Linked DNA regions of Homo sapiens: region 1 is linked to region 2. A link is an interaction called in ENCODE POLR2A ChIA-PET data of the cell type or tissue named here. Cell type or tissue: Panc1. All regions are shown on one strand. Links, peaks and the distances in the headings refer to the core of each region. The heading gives the core; the rest is flanking DNA. Region 1 overlaps TOM1L2 (target of myb1 like 2 membrane trafficking protein). Region 2 overlaps DRC3 (dynein regulatory complex subunit 3).

Region 1 (5,378 bases), core at 140-5,139, 56 kb after region 2:
CATAGTTCTGGAGGCTGAAAATCCAAGATCAAGCTGCAGGTTTGGCTTCTTCAGAAGCCTCTTTCCGTGGCTTGCCAACAGCTACTGTCTTGCTGTGTCCTCACATGGTCATTCCTCTGTGCATGCATGATTGGATTAGGGCCCCATTTTAACTTAATCACTTCTTTAAAGACCCTGTCTCCAAATTCAATCAGTCATATTGTGAGGTACTGGTGCTTAGGGCTTCAACATGAGAACTTGAGGATGGCACAATTTAGCCTACAATATTTGCAAAACAGAAAGCTCACTGGCCTGGGCACGGTGGCTCATGTCTATAATCCCAGCACTTTGGGAGGCTGAGGCAGCAGGATCACTTGAGCCCAGGAGTTCAAGACCAGCATGGGCAATATAGTGAGACCCCCCCACCGTATAAAACTGAAAAGCTCACTGGATGGTAGTAGCTCTTCCTATTTAAATCCCAGTTCTAGTGTTCTTTCCTGTTCCTTGCTGAAGATTGTATTTACTGTGTGGGATTGTCCTGAGGGCTGGTATAACTAGTTAGTACTTTCCTAACCCTGAGGCACTTCTGTTAAAATTAGATCAACACTTAGGCTGGCACGGTGGCGTACGCCTGTAATCCCAGCACTTTGGGAGGCTGAGGAGGGCTGATCACTTGAGGTCAGGAGCTCGAGACCAGCCTGGCCAACGTGGTAAAACTCCATTTCTACTAAAAATACAAAAATTAGCCAGGCGTGGTGGCACATCCCTGTAGTCCCAGCTGCTTGGGAGGCTGAGGCAGGAGAATGGCTTGAACCCAGGAGGCAGAGGTTGCAGTGAGCCAAGATTGTGCCATTGCGCTCCAGCCTGGGCGATAGAGTGAGACTCTGTCTTAAAAAAAAAAATTAGATCAATACTTAGACCAATATAATGAGCTGATGTTTAGAGAGCAAAACAGGCCTCCTGCAGCCTCTGCACCCATGAGCCTAGCTTAGGGTCAGTAACTTGTGGTTTAGCAAAAAACAGACTTAACTTTATAATGTTAGCAAAGGATTAAGTTTTAAATATATCAGAATCGAGATGGGAAAGAAACCTAACAAAGTGCTAATAAAAAATAGAATTGGGTAAAAATATTATGTTTCATGAAAGAAGCCAGACACAAACAGCTATATATTGTATGATTGCATTTATAAGAAATGTTCAGAATAGACACATCTATATAGAGAAAAGGCAGATTAGTGGTTGTAGGAGGCTGGGAGAGGGGGAATGGGAAGTGACTGCTAACAGGTACAGGATTTATTTTTAGGATGATGAATATATTCTAGAGTTACATAGTGGTGATGGTTGCACAACTCTGTGAATATATGTACTAATGCCACTGAATTGTACACTTCAAGAGGGTAGATTTCATGGTATGTAAATTATATCTCAATAAAGCTCTTATACAAAATTGAATTACGGCAGGGTGCGGTGGTTTATTCCTATAATCCCAGCACTTTCGGAGGCTGAGGCAGGCAGATTGCTGGAGCCCAGGGGTTGGAGACCAGCCTGGTCTCCAACATGATGAAACCCCGTCTTACCAAAAAATATGAAAAATTTAGCCAGGCAGGCGTGATGGTGCACCCCAGTAGTCCCAGCTACTCATGAGGCTGAGGTGGGAGGATCACCTGAGCCCGGGAGGTTGAGACTGCAGTGAGCCATGATTGTGCCACTGCACTCCAGCCTGGGTGACACTGAGACCTTGTCTCAAAAATAGACATCTTTTTTAAAAAATAAAAAAAGAAAAAAGATTGAATTAGGGTGGTGGCAGACTTATGTGACTAGCTTTTCTTCTTTTTTCTTCCAGTTTTCTATAATTACTTTTTCTCTTTTTTTAAATGGAAAGAGTCCTACATTTCATTAAGATACTTAAGATCCAGTTTTATGTGGTGCTGAATTATAGCTATGCAGAGAAAGTCTCCGTGAAATATTAAGGTCACTTTTGCTCACAAAATATCAATGATTAACTAAGATGTATAGGCTGTAAATAGAGAGAAGATGGGTATGTATGTGATAAGGAAGTTTAATGAAGTTTCATCCTATGTAATGTGGGTCTCCCTAAGAGAGGGTCTATCTTTTCATCAATAGCAGATCTGTGGTCTGTATTGTCTGATGAAGTCCACCTGGTATTGCACATTGAAATCCATGTTTGTTTTGATGTATAAGTGTTCTCTCAGAGAACAGCTACTTCCCAGTTTGACACTGTTTTCAATCCAGTGCCAATGCCAAGAGATTTCTGAGCCATATATATATTTTTAATGTAAGTTAAATAATTCATCAAGGAATGAGAGAGAGAGAGAGAGAGAGTGTGTGTGTGTGTGTGTGTGTGTATGTGTGTGTGTGGTGAAACATTTGGCTCTTTCCACCTAATTTTTAACCTTGTTGGTCCTACTGGCAATCTGTTTCTTAGCTAATGACTGCATAAAATCATCTCTGAAAAGAAAGCTAAAGACTTTTGCATTACCTTTTGCCAGTTTCTGCTTTAAATCCACCCTTTGGTATTTGCAAAGGTCAGATGAGCTATTTTGGTGTCCACGGCCCTGATTAATGGGAAATCCTACATTTCCATTGGCCCCGGAGGATGAAGGATTAGTGTGGCGGCGGCAGTGCGGGCAGCATCTGCTGCAATGTCAGGAGTACGGTGTTGGGAATTGCAGGAGCATCCGGCCTATGAAAAATGGAGGAGGAGGGGAGCTCCACTAGTACTAGCCCCAGATGAGTTTTTCTCCATTGCCATCAGGCAGACATCTCTGGGAGCATTTGTTCTCCTCTGTTAGGCCTTGTCGCTAAGCATTTAATATGGAGAGCACAAGTGCGGACCTCCTGTTTCCCCGCCGGAAGGCTTCCATAGCTCCCTGTTAGTCGGCATGTTTGTGTTCAGCTTTTCACCTCTCCTTGTAGGAGACGTTGGTTTTATACTATGTTAAATAAAAATCATTGTGTTAGCTCATAGATTTTCACAAGAGAAGCAGGTGCCTGGTGCTTTGGGGAGAATAACTCCAAATATGGGAATCTCTTTCCCCACCCAAGAGCAGATGGTCTGCGTTAGTTTGTCTTGTGACCTTTCTTTGCTTCTAAGACACCAAATCTCTGATCCCACGGATCATAAATATTCTTTAGGTTTGCAGCCATGGAGGTGAAGGGAGCGTCAAGCTGTCGGTGTCATTTTCCATTTGTCTGGAACCTTTCAAAGAAACTGTTACAGCATTTTTAGGCACTGAATTAGCCTCCTGCAGCCGTGAGCTTACAGACTCATGAAGGGCACCGCAGCAAGGCTGCCTCAGCCAAGGTCAGGAAGGAGCCCTCTGCTCAGCATCCCTTTGCTCAGCATCCTGCCGTCCTCACCTGTCCACTCACCAGGCAGCCTCTCACGGCAGCCACTTTGTGCCAGGCACCATGATGGCTTGCACAACCCCTGCCTGCCTATCCGGGGGCTGCATTATTTATGTCGCTAGTAGTGTTAATAAGCACCTTGTATTGATCACCTTGTCTGCTGCCTCTCCCTGCCCTAGAGCCCACCTTCTCATCCAGAGGAAGACCCTCAAGTGCAGTGTGGGGGTGCTCTGATAATGTAGCAGCATGCACTGAGAGGGGCAGAGTAAGGACTGCCTTCACAAAGGAGGTGACATCTGAGCTGCTCTCTGGTAGGAGTTTACCTGGAGGGGGAGGGATGTGCAAGGAAGAGAGAACATTGGAGAAAAGGGGCCTGTATGTTTGTGGCAGCTAGACCTTGGGCTCTGGATGTTCACGTGGGGCCCTGGCAAGGGGTAGGAAGTGGAAGTCAGGGCTGGTTAGAGATAGTCACCCTGAGGATCAGGTTGAGGAGTGTAGACCTTATCTGAAGTGAAGTGGGGAGATCTGGGAGGTTTTTAATACTTAGGGGGAAGATGAGATCAGATTTTCTGTTTGGTGCAGACCACCTGGGGCAGTGTGGAGTGTAGACTATGGAAAGAGAGAGTGGAGGAAGTGATAACAATGAGGAGGCTGCAGCAGCAATCCCCAAGAGAGATCTGGAGGCAGCTCAGCCTTCGGGCTCCCCTTTCCATGCATTTGCACTGGCTGCTCCTTCTCTCCTTTGCCTTCACATTCCTACATTCTCTTTTGGATCATCCACATTCTCTCCATACCCAAGTGTTGTTACCTTGCTGAGGCCTTTTCTGCACTCTCCAGGCAGCAGGATTCAGCCCTCTGTCGCACCCCAGCAGCAGGCTGGTCTGCCACTATCTGACCCCTATAGAGACTGCTTTGCCTTCCTAACTCCCTAGCTCTAATTAGCAGCACTTTGGACCCATATCAAGATGGAAAGAAGAAAGGGTTTTTTAAAGTGACTGTTACAGTGGATTGGAGAGGACTCAGAATTTGGGGACAGAACATACCCCAGTTTGAGACCTGCTTCTGCCTTATGCTTTCTCCAGGAGATGAAGTATTTTTTTATTTTTGCTTTTTCTTATCATAGAAAATTTCAAGCATAGATATGAATTGGGAGAACAGTGTAATGAACCTCTGTGTACCCATGACTCAGCTTCTAAGCATCTGGCCAATCCAATCTTGTTTCATCTAATCATCCTCCCCTCCCACTCTGCATTATTTTGAAGCAGATTCCAGGCATCATATTACTTTATAATAATTACTTTATAAATACTGAAATAGATAAAGGGCTCTAAAAGATAAACAGCTTTTTGTTTACTTCTAACAGTCTTCATGTCTCTGAGCCCCAAGTTCTCATCTGTAAAATGGAATGGTGATGGCCCATCCCAGGGCTGTCGCGACTAAAGCTGGCAAAAGCCTTTCCTGGAATTCTGACTGCTTCCTTTTCTATACTAACTACCGTGCTGATGTGACTGCTTATAGTACCATTGTAATGACAATAAGAACAGTCTTTGGAGCAGACAAACCCAAGTCACATTCTCATCCCAACACTGTATCTTTTGGGGCAAATTACTTACTCTGAGCCTACTAAGTAGCCTCATTTTTTAAAATGGGGGACATAATACCTCCCTCATAGGGTTGTTTTGAGATTTAAAAGGGAAGGTGTACATATCGGCCCATACATATCGGCCCATAATAAGATCTTAATACTTAGTAACTAGTATTATAAATGTCCTTTAAATTGATATGATTTTCTGGTTAGTATAGTAATCCTGCGAAGTATATAGTTTTTAATCCCCATTTTACATATGATATGATTGAGGGTTAAAGCCAGGATTAATGAACTTGCCTGAGATCTTGGGGCTAATACATTACAGAGCCAGGAGTTTGAGCCCAGGTCTGCCTGACCCCAAGGCCCCCATCCTTATTACTGCTATTTATTAATGGAACCTTGCAATGTGGCCTTGTGAAAAAGAACATGCTGATCTTGGGTC
Region 2 (5,378 bases), core at 88-5,087:
CGAGATTGTGCCACTGCACTCCAGCCTGGGCGACAGAGTGAGACTCTGTCTCAAAAAAAAAAAAAAAAAAAAAAAGATACTTAAAAACAGAAAATGCAAAGAGGACACCCTGACCTCCCTTTTTCTTCCTGAAAGCAGAAGTTAAATCTCCCATGGGAAAGGTGCCCTCCCTGTACCAGGAGGAAAGAAACCATTCTTTTTTTTTTTTTTTTTTTTTTTTTTTTTTTTAAAGACGTAGTCTCACTCTGTCACCCAGGCTGGAGTGCAGTGGTACGATCTCGGTCACTGCAACCTCTGCCTCCTGAGTTCAAGCAATTCTCTGCCTCAGTCTCCTGAGTAGCTAGGATTACAGGCACCTGCCATTATGACCGGCTAATTTTTTTTGTATTTTTAGTAGAGACGGGGTTTCACCATCTTGGCCAGGCTGGTCTTGAACTCCTGACCTCATGATCCACCCACCTCGGCCTCCCAGAGTGCTGAGATTACAGGTGTGAGCCACTGTGCCCAGCCAAGAAGCCATTCTTATCATCAGAGGGAGGGAGTCCGGGCCAAGGGGAATCTGTGTGAACAAACCTTGTTAAACTAACGCTCATCTGCCTTGTCACTTCTCCACGATGAACTGCCTTAGCCCAAACCTCTTTGTCTTGTCACGTTCTCACAATTCACTACTCTCTGTCCAACTAAGTATATAAGCTTTCGGCCCTAACGGCTTCTTGAGCCTTCATTTTGCTTGTGAATGCTCCCATGTACATGTACAAATTACTCAATAAAATTTGTATGCTTTTCTCGTTTGTCTTATGTCAGTTTAATTCTTGGTCCCAGTCAGTGACCCTGATAAGCTAGAGGAAAAAATTTACCTGCCTTACAACTTCAGAGTTAGGTGAACCTGAATTTGAATCCTGCCTGGGTCACTTAACAGTGTGACCTTGAGAGACCCACTTTCATTCGCTGACTCAGTTTCCTCACTGTAAATGGGGAGAAGCATCTCTGCCTCACGGGGTCCTGGGGATCAGAGGCCGTGTACAGGAAGCACCTGGTGCACAGTGGAGCTCGGCTACCGGAGTCTCCTATAAAAGGCCTATCACAGGCACAGGCCAGGAAAGACCCTGGCAAGGAAAGACAGTTCCAGTCTTTGAGGAGATGAATTGAACCCACACAGAACCCCAGTGAGCAAGTGGAAGCTACTGCTAAATAGATGCTGAGCCCTTTGGAATGAGGGGGTGCTCAGAGGGTATATGGCAACCTGGGGTCCAAACAGCACTGACTACCAGCTGCTTACTAGCAAAGGGCCTGGGTTACCACCAACACCAGATGTGATTTTGGCTTGTTTTTGTTGATGCCTGGTATTAGTCATGAAGGAGGATGGAGTAACAGCATGATTGAAGGGGGCGAATGACATAATAATAGCTACCCTGTCTGGAGAAAAACCAGGCTCGATCCCTACCTCAAGCCTTACATGAAAACAAATTCCTGATGAAGATTCAAATGTAAAAAATTAAACCATAAAAGTGCTAGCAGAAAACCTGGGAGATTTTTTTTTTCTTTGAGACAGAGTCTCACACTGTCACCCAGGCTGGAGTGCAGTGACGTGATCTTGGTTCACTGCAACCTCTGTCTCCCAGTTTCCAGCGATTCTCTCGCCTCAGCTTCCCAAGTAGCTGGGATTATAGGTGCCTGCCACCATGCCCAGTGAATTTTTGCATTTTTAGTAGAGATGGGGTTTCACCATGTTGGCAAGGCTGGTCTCAAACTCCCGGCCCTCAGGTGACCCGCCCGCCTTGGTCTCCCAAAGTGCTGGGATTACATGCATAAGCCACTGCGTCCGGCCAAACCTGGGAGATTTTTAACAAATAATCTGAGATCTTGCCAAATATAACCAGAAGATTGGTAAACTCTACTACCTTAAAAATTTTTTAATTCTTTTAAATTTATTTATGTATTTACTTTTAAGATGGGGTCTTACTATGTTGCCCAGGCTGCTCTCAAACTGCTGGGCTCAAGCGATCTTCCTGCCACAGCTTCCCGAAGTGCTGGGATTACAGTTGTGAACCACCTCCCCCAGCCAAAAAAATTTTTCATTCTGAATGGCAAAAGCACCACAGACAACATTGCAAGATAAAACACAAACCGGGAAAAATATTTGCCATTCATTTCACTGACACAATCTACAAAGAGCTCCTACAAAGTAATAACATTTTTTTTCTTTTTTTGAGACAGACTCTCACTCTATTGCCCAGGCTGGAATGCAGTGGCATGATCTTGGCCCACTGCAACCTCCACCTCCTGGGTTCAAGTGATTCTCCTGCCTCAGCCTCCCAAGTAGCTGGGATTACAGGCATGCATCACCACCCTGGCTAACTTTTGTATTTTTAGTAGAGACGGGGTTTCACCATGTTGTCCAGGCTGCTCTCGAACTCCTGACCTCAGGTGATCCACCCACCTTGGCCTCCGAAAGTGCTGAGATTACAGACGTGAGCTACCACGCCCAGCCAGGTAATAACTTTTTAAAAAAGAAAGGTCTGGTCTGATGGTAGTAGGTTATGAGAACTTATTAAATTTGGTGTCACTGAAGTTGGTATACAGTCTCCCACTGCTAAATTTGACTAGCTAAAAAAAAAAAAGAAAGAAAAAGAAAAAAAGAAAGAAACAGCCAGGTGTGGTGTTGTGTTCCTGTAGTCCCAGCTACTCAGGAGGCTGAGGCACGAGGATTGCTTGAGCCCAGGAGTTCAAGGCTGCAGTGAGCTATAATGGTGCACTGCACTCCAACCTGGGCAATGGAGTTAGACCCTATTCTGAAAATAATAATAATAAATAATTTAAGAAGAGAGAGAGAAACCAAAAACCAAATAGAAAAGTGGGCAAGGGCAAAATATAAGTACAAATAATTCACAGAATAAAAAACACAAATGGTTGTAAAACATGTAAAACGTGTTGCTCATCCCCACTTAAGAGAAAATAAATGCATACTCAGGGTGCACAGATTGGCAAACATGAGGAAGCCTGTGACACTGGCCTGATGACGGCTGTGGAAGGTACAGGTTCTGTAGGTTACAGTTGGACAATAACCATGAAAAAAACCAATGCACAGTTCCACTTCTAGGACTTCATCCTGCAGGTCAAACTTGCACCAACTTATTCAGTGGAACACTAAAAGAGCAAAAGGTTGGGAAAAAACCTAACTGTCCATCAACAGGGACTGGCTAAATAATTATGGCTCACCCATGCAATGCGATATTTTAGCTATAAAAAAAAGAAGCTACTTTTTCATTTTGGAAGGCTCTCCAAGATGCATAATATAGGAAAGCAAAGTACAGAACAAGGCATGCTATGCACACACACACACACACACACACACTCACGTGAAAGCAAAGTACAGAACAGGGCATGCTATGCGCGCACACACACACACACACGAAAGCAAAGTACAGAGCAAGGCATGCTATGCACACACACACACACACACACTCACGTGAAAGCAAAGTACAGAACGGCATGCTATGCACACACACACACACACAGAGGAAAGCAAAGTACAGAACAGGGCATGCTATGCATACATGTACACACACATAGGAAAGCAAAGTACAGAACAAGGCATGCTATGCTCACACACACACACACACACACACACACACGAAAGCAAAGTACAAAACAGGGCATGCTATGCATACACGCACACACACATAGGAAAGCAAAGTACAGAACAGGGCATGCTATGCTCACACACACACACGAAAGCAAAGTACAGAATAGGGCATGCTATGTGCGCGTGTGCACGCACGCACACACACACACACAGAGATACAGGAGTAGGAGGGAGACCGTATCCCCCAGTGGCCATTCTTCAGGCTGTGCCATGTGCACACACTACTCATTCGAGAGTGCAGCTGACTACACACAGACATGCTGTCATCCTTTTGGGCTGACTCTGCTCCAGGCCTTGCACAAGTGCTTTCCCTCTCTGTTTCTCACTACAGTTCTTCAAGGTGGTTATCTCTGTTCTGCAAATGAGGAAATGGAGGCTAGGAGAGGGTCAATAATGTGTCTCTGGGTCACCAGTGAGGAGTCTGCCTGAGCCCCAAGCCTTACATGGCTGCAGCATGACCCTGAAACGTGACTCACTGGGCACCTGGAGCAGTGCACTGTGTGCAATGGATGAGGCCTAATGGGGATGAGTGGGAGGAGCGTAGGAAAACCTATAGGAGAGGGCCTGTCAGGGAGGGAACTGGAGGTCTGCAGGGCCTATGGGGTCTTGGGAACTTCCAAGTCAGTGGCCTCTATCCAGGCTGTGCATGGAAAGCACCCAGGGAACAATGGAAAATCCCTGTGCCAGGCCACAGGGTGCTGCTGGGCCTGAATGTGAGCACATTTCCAGGGCCCAGGGACTCCGCATGCAGGCTGAGCAGGATCCACTGCTCTTGGCTCTAGAAGGGGAGCACTAGGATGGTCAGCTCGTCCGAGGTGGCCTTTGAGGAGCTGGCCCGCAATGAAGGCAGGTGCCTGAACGGAGGAGCAAGTGGCACGTTCCATGTTCCAAGTCAGGCTTGGCATGGCCCATATCCTGCTTCTGCAGAGGGACTCGCTGCTGAGGGGCTGGGTCCCTGCACCAGGCCTCAGGAAGAGCCAGCTAGCTGACACTCCCAAGCCCAGTGGCTACAGGGACCAGATAAATATCAGGAAGGAAGGCTGGACAGGGACTGCGGGACTGGAGACATGACCTGTCCAGAGGGGACAACTGCCACTCAAGCCCTGATGACAGTTGCTTCCAGAGAAGCTGGCAACCACAATTTTTTCTGTGAAATCTGCTAGTTTCTAATGTCAGCAGGATGTTCGAAATGTTTTAAAACCCTATTCAGGCCACATAAAACACATATGTGAGCCAAATGTATTCCTCTGCTGACAGTTTTGAACTTCTGGTTGAATGCAGTAACCCCTGCTCCCTAAAATATAACAAGGAGGGTCTTGAGAATTAAATCGCACAACATGTGAGGCCCTGGAGGTTAATGAGACAGGAATGGGGGTGGCCGTTGGGGAGGCGGGAAGCACATGGGAGTGGATCACCAACTCCATCAGATCTGAAGTTGCGCATCGAGGGACTTTGCTCTACTTTAAGTTCACAACAAGGAAGGGCCTTAAGTTCACAACAAGGATGGGCTCCCTAAAGCCCCTTATGCTACAAGCAAGCTTGGTGTGTGTGAACAGTTTTTTGAGGAAAAAGAAGGTCCACAGCTTTCCTTAGCATCTCACAAAGATCTGTGATTTACAACAGGCTAAGCATCCTGTCTTTAAAAGTAATGCCAACTCAAAGAGGCAGTTGCCATCAAATACAAAGATTGGTGCCCTTCCCAATGGCCCCTGCTTGGGCTGGACCCCATGGC

What was found. Peaks named below come from ENCODE experiments on the same cell type or tissue, not always from the same donor. Only the 100,000 strongest peaks of a DNase experiment are listed, where the experiment ranks them.
Region 1: POLR2A ChIA-PET joins it to region 2 with 7 read pairs; 3 of 35 experiments call an interaction of 5 or more read pairs at or near these places.

What each region holds. Positions count from the first base shown.
Region 1 is chr17:17,942,235-17,947,612 of GRCh38, reverse strand. The region is part of intron 1 of TOM1L2 (target of myb1 like 2 membrane trafficking protein); the gene reads left to right. Among named protein-coding and RNA genes, the nearest start is that of TOM1L2, 27 kb to the left of the region's middle. In Panc1, for the core only: no CTCF peak of the experiment used is centred there; no DNase peak of the experiment used is centred there; H3K27ac peaks cover 3,224 bases.
Region 2 is chr17:17,998,335-18,003,712 of GRCh38, reverse strand. All of the region lies in intron 9 of DRC3 (dynein regulatory complex subunit 3), which reads right to left. Among named protein-coding and RNA genes, the nearest start is that of DRC3, 28 kb to the right of the region's middle. In Panc1, for the core only: no CTCF peak of the experiment used is centred there; no DNase peak of the experiment used is centred there.